Regions from separate parts of the Homo sapiens genome. Here region 2 is linked to region 1. Evidence: chromatin loops called from intact Hi-C (ENCODE). Cell type or tissue: adrenal gland. All regions are shown on one strand.

Evidence for each region. Peaks named below come from ENCODE experiments on the same cell type or tissue, not always from the same donor. Only the 100,000 strongest peaks of a DNase experiment are listed, where the experiment ranks them.
Region 2: it touches region 1 in a loop (1.8-fold over the local background); 3 of 110 quality-filtered maps call a loop at or near these places.

What each region holds. Positions count from the first base shown.
Region 1 is chr13:98,871,911-98,876,910 of GRCh38, forward strand. The region is part of intron 27 of DOCK9 (dedicator of cytokinesis 9); the gene reads right to left. Among named protein-coding and RNA genes, the nearest start is that of DOCK9-AS1, 42 kb to the left of the region's middle. RefSeq lists an enhancer at 3,564-3,623. In adrenal gland, no CTCF peak of the experiment used is centred here; no DNase peak of the experiment used is centred here.
Region 2 is chr13:98,922,302-98,927,301 of GRCh38, forward strand. DOCK9 (dedicator of cytokinesis 9) reads right to left here. Exons shown (of 53, transcript NM_001366683.2): 4 at 3,536-3,618; 5 at 1,001-1,070. Among named protein-coding and RNA genes, the nearest start is that of DOCK9, 53 kb to the right of the region's middle. In adrenal gland, no CTCF peak of the experiment used is centred here; no DNase peak of the experiment used is centred here; H3K27ac peaks cover 1,833 bases.

The sequences.
Region 1 (5,000 bases):
GGCTGCTCAGCGCCTACCAACTGACTCCTCGAATGAACGGGATCTCCCTGAAGACCCACACTCAGCCTGGCTGTGGAGGCCCCTGTGGACGCTGCGGTTAACAGCCAGGTCTTCGTAGAGACCCAGGATGGGCTACTCCCCGCCCTACAGGTCATCTGCTCTCCCACAGCTGTGCTGCCCAATCATTGCTTCATGGGTGAGGACTTCGGAATGGTCTTCAAATGTTCACTTCTTTGTTCTGCACTGTGTTCTTCCACTCTCTGGTGTGGTTTAGAGGCCTCTTCTCTATGGGCTATTTTACTGCTTTCCGACGTAAATAAGACTTTTAATTAAGAAACTTTCTCTTTGTGGCTTAGCAAACAACAAAAGTAATGGGGCTGAGAAGAAATTTACCAATGACATTTCCCTGCATTCTGGTTACTCCCCTTTATCAAGATCCCTATGTTATTTCCTCTTTCTCCTATTTTCTTCTACAACTTGGTTTTGTTTTTGTTTTTGTTTTTTGTTTTTTTTTGAGACAAGGTCTCACTCTGTCGCCCAGGCTGGAGTGCACTGGCACAATCACAGCTCACTGTAGCCTCATCCTCCAGGGCTCAAGCAATCGTCTCACCTCAGTCTCCTGAGTAGCCGGGATAACAGGCATGTGTCACCATGCCCAGCTAATTTTGTTCACATTTGCAGAGATGACGTCTCACTATGTTGCTCAGGCTGGTCTGGAATTCCTGGGCTCAAGCGATTCTCCTACCTAGGCCTCCAAAGTGCTGGGATTACAGATGTGAACCATTGCGCCCAGCCTACAAACTCCATTCTTCCTACCTCTTCATCATTTTCATTCCCAAAGATCAGTCTTCTCTCTATAATCTGCATGTTTACCTCACTCTCTGCCCTGCTGACACAATGAGAATGGCACCTCACATCTTCAGTTGCAGGGAACATAATTAACTCCTGGCCCCACCACTATGCTGTGGAATCTACAGCTGCATTTGTACCAAGGCCACCCGTGCCTCCATGCCTCACATGGCTGCTCCCTGCCAGTGACTGAGGGTGGAAAGGAAGCTGCAGCAGGCTTGTTGCTGGGGGATGTGGGACTCCACTGATGACTGAGGAGGAGGCTTGAGGCCTCTCCAATGCCTTGCTCACCTCTCTTACTTAGAATTCCACTGTGGCCCAAGACGCTTCCTTCCTTCTCTCTCTTCTTAACCTTGGGTCACACATGTGCTGCCCTCTGATGGCTCTCCCACTGTCTCCTGAGCGCCTTCCCATTTTCCCTTGTAGTCATTGCCCCAATAAGTCTCAAGCATGACTACTCCTATCTGTTGACTCAGATCAACACAGTCCTTTTCCCCAGAGAAAAGCTTAGGCTTATGGTTTCAGCAGATTGGTACTCACAAATCTATTTCTTTAGTTCTGTCTGTTCGCTTCCCTGTCCCAGGCTGAACCTTCACCTGCCAACTGGAAATGTGTTTGGCTATGCCTCAGCCCTTTGTGAAACAATGGCTGGTGACTTCCCAGTATCTGTTCTCTCTTCCCTCTCATGGTAATAGAACCTCAACTTTTAACTAGGTTCATGGATACCCAAAGTAAAGACTACATTTACCAGCATCCCTTGCAGCTAGGTACCGTCATGGCTAACTCTGGCCAATGCGATAGCAGTGGTAGTGATGTGGCAGTGCAACTTCTGGGTCATATCCTTAAAAGGAAAGGTGCATCTTCCCCTCCCTACTGGCTCCAGCATGGATGTGGTGGTGAACCCAGTTAGATCAAAAGGAGGAGCAGCACTCCAGGGGGCAAACAAGATGGAGGCCTCTCATAACTGTGGAACAGAAGCCTCTTATGAGCTTGGGGTTTCAAGTAAAAAGAAATAAACTTTTACTTTCCTGTTTAACTCACTGTTACTTCAGGTCTCTGTCATAGCCACTGAACCCACAGCCCTAAGCATATGACATCCCAAGGCTAACCTTGCACCTTCCCTGGTAAACCAAGCCCTCTACTCTACTGCCTCTCTCAAAAGCTCCTTCTTCTATGATCTCACGCTCAATATCTAGGTGGCCTTTCTTCCCCCACTCAAGTCTGACCTTACTGTGCTCTGTTTTGTTTCAGTCAGGTTTATTGAGGCATAATTTACATACCATAAAATTCAGACTTTAAAAGTCTACAGTTTGGTGAGTCTTGACAAGTGAATATAACTGTAACCATCACCACAGTCAAGAAGAGAAAGTACATCTGTTGTCCCCATCCCCACCTCCAGTCCTGGGCAACCACGGGGCTGCTCTGCGCTCTGTAGTTTTTCTTTTTCTATAATGTCATATACAGGATATGGACCCAAATGGTATGTAGTCTTTTGTGTCTAACTTCTTTCAGTTCATAGAATGCTTTTGAGATCCAACCATGCTGTTGCATGACTCACTACTTTGTTCCATTTTATTACTAAGTAGCATTCTATTGTGTGGAGTTACCACAATTTGTGTATCCATTTACCAGCTGATGGTCATTTGGGTTGTTTCTAGTTTTTGATTATTATGAATAAAGCTACTGTGCACATTTGCATTTAGGTCTTTACATGGATACATCTTTCATTTCTCTTCAGCAGATATCTAGACGTGGAACTGCAGGGTTGAATGAATGGTTCTGTCTGAATAATCTCCCTTACTCATTCATAATGCTCTCCATCCTCATCCTCAATCCCACCTTATCCTCCCAATGCCAGATCTTCATCAGCATCACCATAAAATGTCATTTCATATTATTGCAGTTAGAGAGCTAAACAAATAAATAAATCAAAATTTAAAATGTCTGGTGAATCTGTTCCACAGGCTATTTATACTTCAGGGGATAAGCAGACTTATTGATATAAAAGTTTCCAAGCCACTCTGCTAATCTTTATACTCTCTGTCATCTCGCCACTCCTACTAAAGAACCTACTGTACCTCTCTAGGTCTCTACCAGTTCATCTGCTGCTTGGCTTCACAGCTCCCCATAATCTCATCTTTGTTTCTGAGCTAATCTTGTTTTTCACTCTTTCCCCTCTAATCTCAATCTATCCAGCCTGAACTCTGCCCCAGCGGCCTTACCTGGGCCTGAGCTATTTCCTCTGCCTGGTACTCATTCTCCTATCCCTAGATTGTGGTATCCTGCAAGGCCCAGGTAAAGTTCCAACTGTATCCCCACATAAATCTATGATTCTTGAAGCTCACATATGCACCTTCCTGCACACTGCTCTAAATGTTCCAAGCTGAACGTTTTCTTTCTCCAGTGACTAGGTGAGCTTCAAGGTTAAGGGTTCACTCTCAACTCCATTTGCATTTTTCCTCAATGCTTTGCACATTACAAACAACTGTTCAAAACACTTGAGGGTGAATGCATACTAGCATACTGGTAGAATGCATACTAGCATTCTACCTATCACATATGTATAGTGTTTACAAATTTGGTTAAGGGGAAGTCCAAACAGTCCATTCAGACTATGAGCCACACCCTCCTTCTTTCACTTTCAAAAACAGTTCTTTTCTTTTTCAATTTAGCTAGAAAATGGTTGGAGGTTAAACAAGCAATGTCTAAGGGCATATATTCATCCTACCCTATGCTAGGTTTTCCAACCTCCTTTCTTCCAGTATACCTGTGGAATGCCAGCAATGTGCTTCACTCCATGTGGGAGGAAAGGAAATGCAAAAGCAGTCTGCTGAAATTACAGCTGCTAAATATACATGGTGGAAAAGAAACACCAACAAACTGTTGACCATAGGGGCAGAGAGTGAGGAGAGGACTCCTCCACAGACCTTGATGATGTCTGCTTTACATTTTTCTCAAATATCACTTGTACCCTCCAAGTACATGTCACCTATGAAACTAGAGTCTGGCACAGTCATACACAATCCATCCATACTTTGCAGGTCCATCCGCTGTAGTAAGGAAATTACTTATTTTAGATGCTAGTTCGAAGGGGTTCTGATTCACACCCTTCCTCAGTAAATGTAACAATGTACAGTTTGGTTGGCTGGGGACAAGAACATGGCCACTTCCACCTTCAGCAGGAGTGCAGCACTGGAAGTAAGCATAACGCTGTGCCATGTCCCTCCATGTAAATATGCATTGAATGGACTCACTCGACTACCACCAAGAATGACATAAATTGTACACTGAAAGCATCAGCTTAATACACAACATGCATGTGTAGCTATCCTTGAGTAGAACACTTTAATTGGCACTGAAAGCACTATCTGGCTGTTATGAATCCAGGGCCCAGGTGCTCCTACAACACTGGTGTGTGCCTCGTCATGACACTTCAAGAAAGGTTCCCTTGGCTGGGCGCGGTGGCTCACGCCTGTAATCCCAGCACTTTAGGAGGCCAAGGTGGGTGGGTCACCTGAGGTCAGGAGTTCGAGACCAGCCTGGCCAACATGGTGAAACCCTGTCTCTATTAAAAATATAAAATTAGCTGGGCGTGGTAGCGCATGACTGTAATCTCAGCTACTTGGGAGGCTAAAGCAGGAGAATCGCTTGAACCCAGGAGGTGGAGGTCGCAGTGAGCCCAGATTGCGTCACAGCACTCCAGCCTGGGCAACAAGAGCAAAAAATATTAAGGTCAGAATAAATTAATAATTTTGGTCTAAAAATATTAAAAACCCTAAGGGGATGAGATCAAAGTTTTGGAAATCACAAATGGTACAGGAATGGTGAATATTCATAAATTCAGAAGACTAAAACAAAGAATTAGGACATAAAATTCTTCAGATGTAAATAAGACAAACACAAAAACAACTAATTCAAACAGAAAACTCATTACTCTTAAGATACGAGACACACTGAATGAAGGCTTTAAGAAAATGTTAGAGGAGCTCTCAGCTCAATAATGTGTGATTAGGGCAAAGAACAGCAGGGTGTCTGCAGGGCCAGGGAAGCAGAAGCCAGAGAGGAGTGCTCTAAAAGTGAAAATGTTGAACCCTCAAGGTGGTAAGCAGGTGTTTGTGAATCTCTTTTTATAGTAAATTATGTTATGGTTA
Region 2 (5,000 bases), 50 kb after region 1:
AAAAGTCCACTTAGCGGTGAAAGAGAGAGACCCGCCTACATTTCTGAAAACTTTATTCCATTAAAGGCAAAGCTAGCTCCTGTCCAAATTTTTATTTGTCAGTGTTTAATGAGCCACAAAAGGACCAAAAAGGACATACCTCAACTGACCACTCACGTTGGAAGGTCTTGCCTGGTTTCACGAAAAAATGTTTTCAAATGACACTCCCCTATAGTCAGAGGACAAAAGCACATGCACATTCCTGGAAACCTTCCCAGAGGCTTAGTTCAGGGAAAGGTGAATAAAGCAAGGGAGGAAATTGAGGCAATACAGAAAGGAGAGATAAAGTGATGGGGGGAATAAAAATAATTTGCTACATGCACATTGCTTAATGAGTGGCTAATGTTATAGCTCAGCTGACAATTTTTTTAAAGAAGGAAAAACCTAAACTCACAATGGGACACTTAACAATCAATGGGGAGGATGAGAAATGCAGAGATGGGCATTGTCTTCTTGTGAGGTTTCCCTCACTCAGTGGGCAGACTCATCTCAATGCCCTACTCCCTTTATATAGTTCTTTAGCCATGAGCTTTCCTCTAGGAATAGGGGGAGTGGGCTTGATCAAATCAGACTTCACTAAAAGCAATCATTGAAGAAATAGCCATTTAAATCTACTGGCTGGCAGCTGTTTCGAGATCTGTTGAAAAACAACCTAAATTCAAGGTCTAAGTCATCTTGATATCTTTTAACAATGTAGCCAGATCTGATCCAAGTCTTTGAAAATGATCTCAGAACAAATAAACACAACCAAGAGAACATGAAATGCTAAGCAGTAAAGTTGAAACAGAGACCTTATTCCAATCAATCAATAACATTTTTAAAAAATTATTCCCGTTTCATGTAACACTCCAATGCCTGTTTTGGCTAAATGTCGGTAATTTTCTAACTAATCTTCTAAGTCTGTAAAATTGATGTTTAAATCTAGAGTGAAAAGAGAAGCAACAGCAAGCAGGTATCCCACCTCATCTTTGTCGACCTCCTCGTCAACTTCATAGACATGAACTGGAAGTTTATCCAACTTGACCACTTTGCTATAAAAACAACAAAGAAAATTTGTTTTAGAAATGCCTAGTCAAGGAAGAGGCTTTGCATTTCTTCCTCCATCATAGGGCCCGGCCTTTACTAAATCCAAAGATGGCCCAGCTTCTTTATTCAGACAAAGAATAAAACCATCTATGCCCTTGCTTTTCAAGGTGGGTAAGCCAAGAGACTTGAGTAAGAAAGCTCCAAAAAGCTATGTGGAAAAGACAGCATAGCTTCTGGGGAGTTAGCAGGCATACTAAAAATAAGAAAGTGGATTAGTTTTTAATAAACAAAGACTTGGTAGAATAACTTTTAATACAAAGTTTATGAGGAAAAAAAGGAAGATTGAGTTGTTGCGTTGAAACCGATTAACAATGATGGTATTAACCACAACAAAAACAAGACACCAATACCAATAAGCAGCTTACATTTACTCAATGGGTATGACGTGCTAGGCCCTGCGCACTTCTCATGTGCCCTCTCATTTAATCCTTTAATCATGGTGACTGTTGTTAAGGCCATTTAACAGATGAGGAAAATCAGGCTGACAGACGGCAGAGTCGTCTGAGGCAGAACACAGAATCTGTGTTCTTCACCACTGTTACAATTCTCCCTCTCTTTCTCATCACACATTTGGAAATTCTCATTAATGCCAAGAGAGAAAATGTACCAGCAGTCTATTAGATAGTAAGTATACGACATGACATAGTCTGATATCTTTCAACCCTGAGACTATGAACAAGAGGATCAACAAAGATGGGTTAAGCCAATCCAATGGGAAGAATTAAAAAATCCCTAAGGGAGGATTGGGTAAATATAGAACTAAAGGGCTACCCATCTGGAGAAGATAATACTAGGAGGGAGTGTTCCTGGCTGAGGTTTAAAAAGAGGCAATCGGGGAATTGGCCGAACATTCTTAAGGAGTGGCAAAGCCACACAAGGAGGAAAAACAAACAGCTAGGTCTACTGAGAACCGCATAAAAGGTTCCAGCTCAAAGATGTAACAAACGCAAAGAAAAATACATTAATCAGGTCTCAAGTAATATTTTCATTGGTGATGGTTAGTTTTAAAACATAATCCATCACTATTTGCTTTCAATTTTCCCAAAATCAAGTATAATTCAATTTGCCAACTGCTATGGTTTGGATATGGTTTTTATTCCCACCAAAACTCAGATTGAAATTTGGTCCCCGTTGTTGCATAATTGGGCCTAGTGGGTTATGGGGCAGATCCATCATGAGAGGCTTGGTGCTGTTCTCACAGTAATGAGTGAATTCTTGTTCCTGGCAAGATGGGATTACTTGTTGCTGAAATGGATTAGTACCCAAGAGAATGGGTTGTTATAAAGTGAGTTTCCTCCTCCTCTTTGGTCTCTTTTCACAAGTGCCAACTTTCCCTTTGACCTTTTCCATCATGTTTTGAAGCAGCACAAAAGTCTTCAACAGAAGCTGAGCAGAAGCCAGTGCTATGCTTCTTGTACAACCTGCAGAACTATAAGCGAAATAAATCTCTTTTCTTGGCTAGTCTCGGTGGCTAATGCTTGTAATCCCAGCACTTTGGGAGGCAGAGGCAGGTGGATCACCTGAGTTCAGGAGTTCGAGACCAGCCTGGCCAACACGGTGAAACCCTGTCTCTACTAAAAATACAAAATTAGCCGGGCGTGGTGGCAAGTGGCTGTAATCCCAGCAACTCGGGAGGCTGAGGCGGGAGAGTTGCTTGAACTTGGGAGGTGGAGGTTGCAGTGAGCAGAGATCGTGTCATTGTATTCCAGCCTGGGTGACAGAGCAAGACTCTGTCTCAAAACTAAATAAATAAAAATAAATAAATAAATCTCTTTTCTTTAGAAATTACCCAGTCTCAGGTATTCCTTTAAAGCAACACACAATGGAACCTTTTATAAAAGATAGTCTGTCAAGGCAATACCTAGCTACCGCGATTCACTTTGGCCACAACTATTCAATCTAAATACACTTGCTTTTGGTATAGTCTAGAATAAGTTAATACATTAAAGGAGATAAAAAAAAAATTTAACTGGGAAAATGCTTGTTTCTTGATTTACTTTTTTTAAAAACATAAAATTTATTCAATGTAAAATGCTCTTTATAATTATCTTCTTCAAAATATTCTTTTCAAGGAAAAAATGCACTGCAGCATATTTCAGTACACTTACGTTTTGTTTGTTTTATATTTTGTAGTGAAAAAATTTCACCTATTTATTTATCAGTGGTACCCTGAAAAGAACCACTGGACATAATTAAACCATCCACATGTTTATTACTACCTATCAATACCAAAGTAGCATGTTTGAGTCTTACAATCAAAGGCCCTGTAAACAATAGTTACACCACATACACATAAACCATCTAAAAATATTTTCCTCAATTACTCTGATTGCATATGAAGTTACATACCTCCCCCCAAGCATTTCAAGTACAAAGACTTTTCCCTATGTGTATAATATAGCTTACTCACTTCGGAAGCTGTCGAAACTCTCCTGAGTAATCTTCATATTTATAGTTCACAAGATGCCAGTCAGAGTTATAGGTTTTGATGCACTATTGAAGGGGGATTTTAAAAATAGAAAATAAAAAACAGAAAGACGTGATTTTTGGAAAACACTTGGGAAAGTTTGTGAAGGCATACCCATAGAAACATCAAAAAAATTTTTTCCCATCAACGAGCTAATGCCTGAAATTCCACCACCAGAGATTCCTGTGAAGCTTGAGACTTTGAACCACTGAAACATTACCCTTGGGGGTAGTATCACTTTAAGTTATCATCATTAATGATCTGAGAGCAGGTTTTACAAGGAGACAACTTCACCTAACCTTGTGACATTTACTTAACAATGGACTATTTCAGAGTAAGCACCTGGTTCTTAAAAAGCCATGTGGCCTCTACTATGACATAAAAGTGAATAGGATGCGTGAACTTAAAGACGCCTTCATGGTATTTACTAATATTAGAACTAGCTAGCTCTGTTAGTTAATATTACCATATAAATCTGCCCTCAGTTTTTCTTTCCATTCATAAGGAAAAGAGTGAAATAATTAGGAAGAAACATATGCATTCCAATTAATATTAGCACCATGACATTTTCATCTGTGTGTGTGTACAGAATGTTTAATGTAGTCTTCCACTGCCAAGGATTCTATTAGTGACCTCACCTACACAGACTGCATTCAAACTACCTCGCCACATGACAGATTCAATGGGCCAGCCTGGTGTCCGTCGTTCATCCACCCATGAAGATCCTCCAATAGTGCATAAAGCCTAAGATTATAATGCCACATCCACCAGATCTTCAAATATGAATGAGTCAAAATCAAAAGCTAAAGAATTTTAGTTAAAATCAGCTTAGTTCAAATGATCTTCTGTCCAGTCAGCACTTGACTATTTATGTGCAGACTTCAGTGTGGGTGGAAAAAAAGCATGAGTGAATCAATGAAAACATAGGTCGATAAATGTATTTATGCCTTATCTAGTTTATTTGGCTCTGGCTGTAACTAACATGAACAACGTCTCTATTCTGCTTCTTTCACTTCATCGTTTCTACTGTCAACCTTTCTATCTGTGTCACAGGCCATGCCTGAAGGTCTTCTGAAGCAAACTCCCCTCCACCTCCAAACTCATGAAAGTAAGAATTACAACAGCAGCAAGTGCTTATTTTGTGCCAGGCTCTACAATAAGCACTTTACTGGCAAGGGTGTGATGTGTGATGTGAAGGTAATGTAAGTTTTTAAAATTATTCTGAGAGGTGGAATAAATGGCAGAGAAGGGCTAAGCGCAAAGTCAGATTTTGGAGCTGGCAAACTTTTTGATTTTTTTACTCTGTAGTTAAGAATATTTTAAAATGCTATTTTATCCTTGAAAATGATTTTTTTAGATTTCTCAAAGCATTTTCACATTTTGAGTATCATACATTCACACTCAAAAT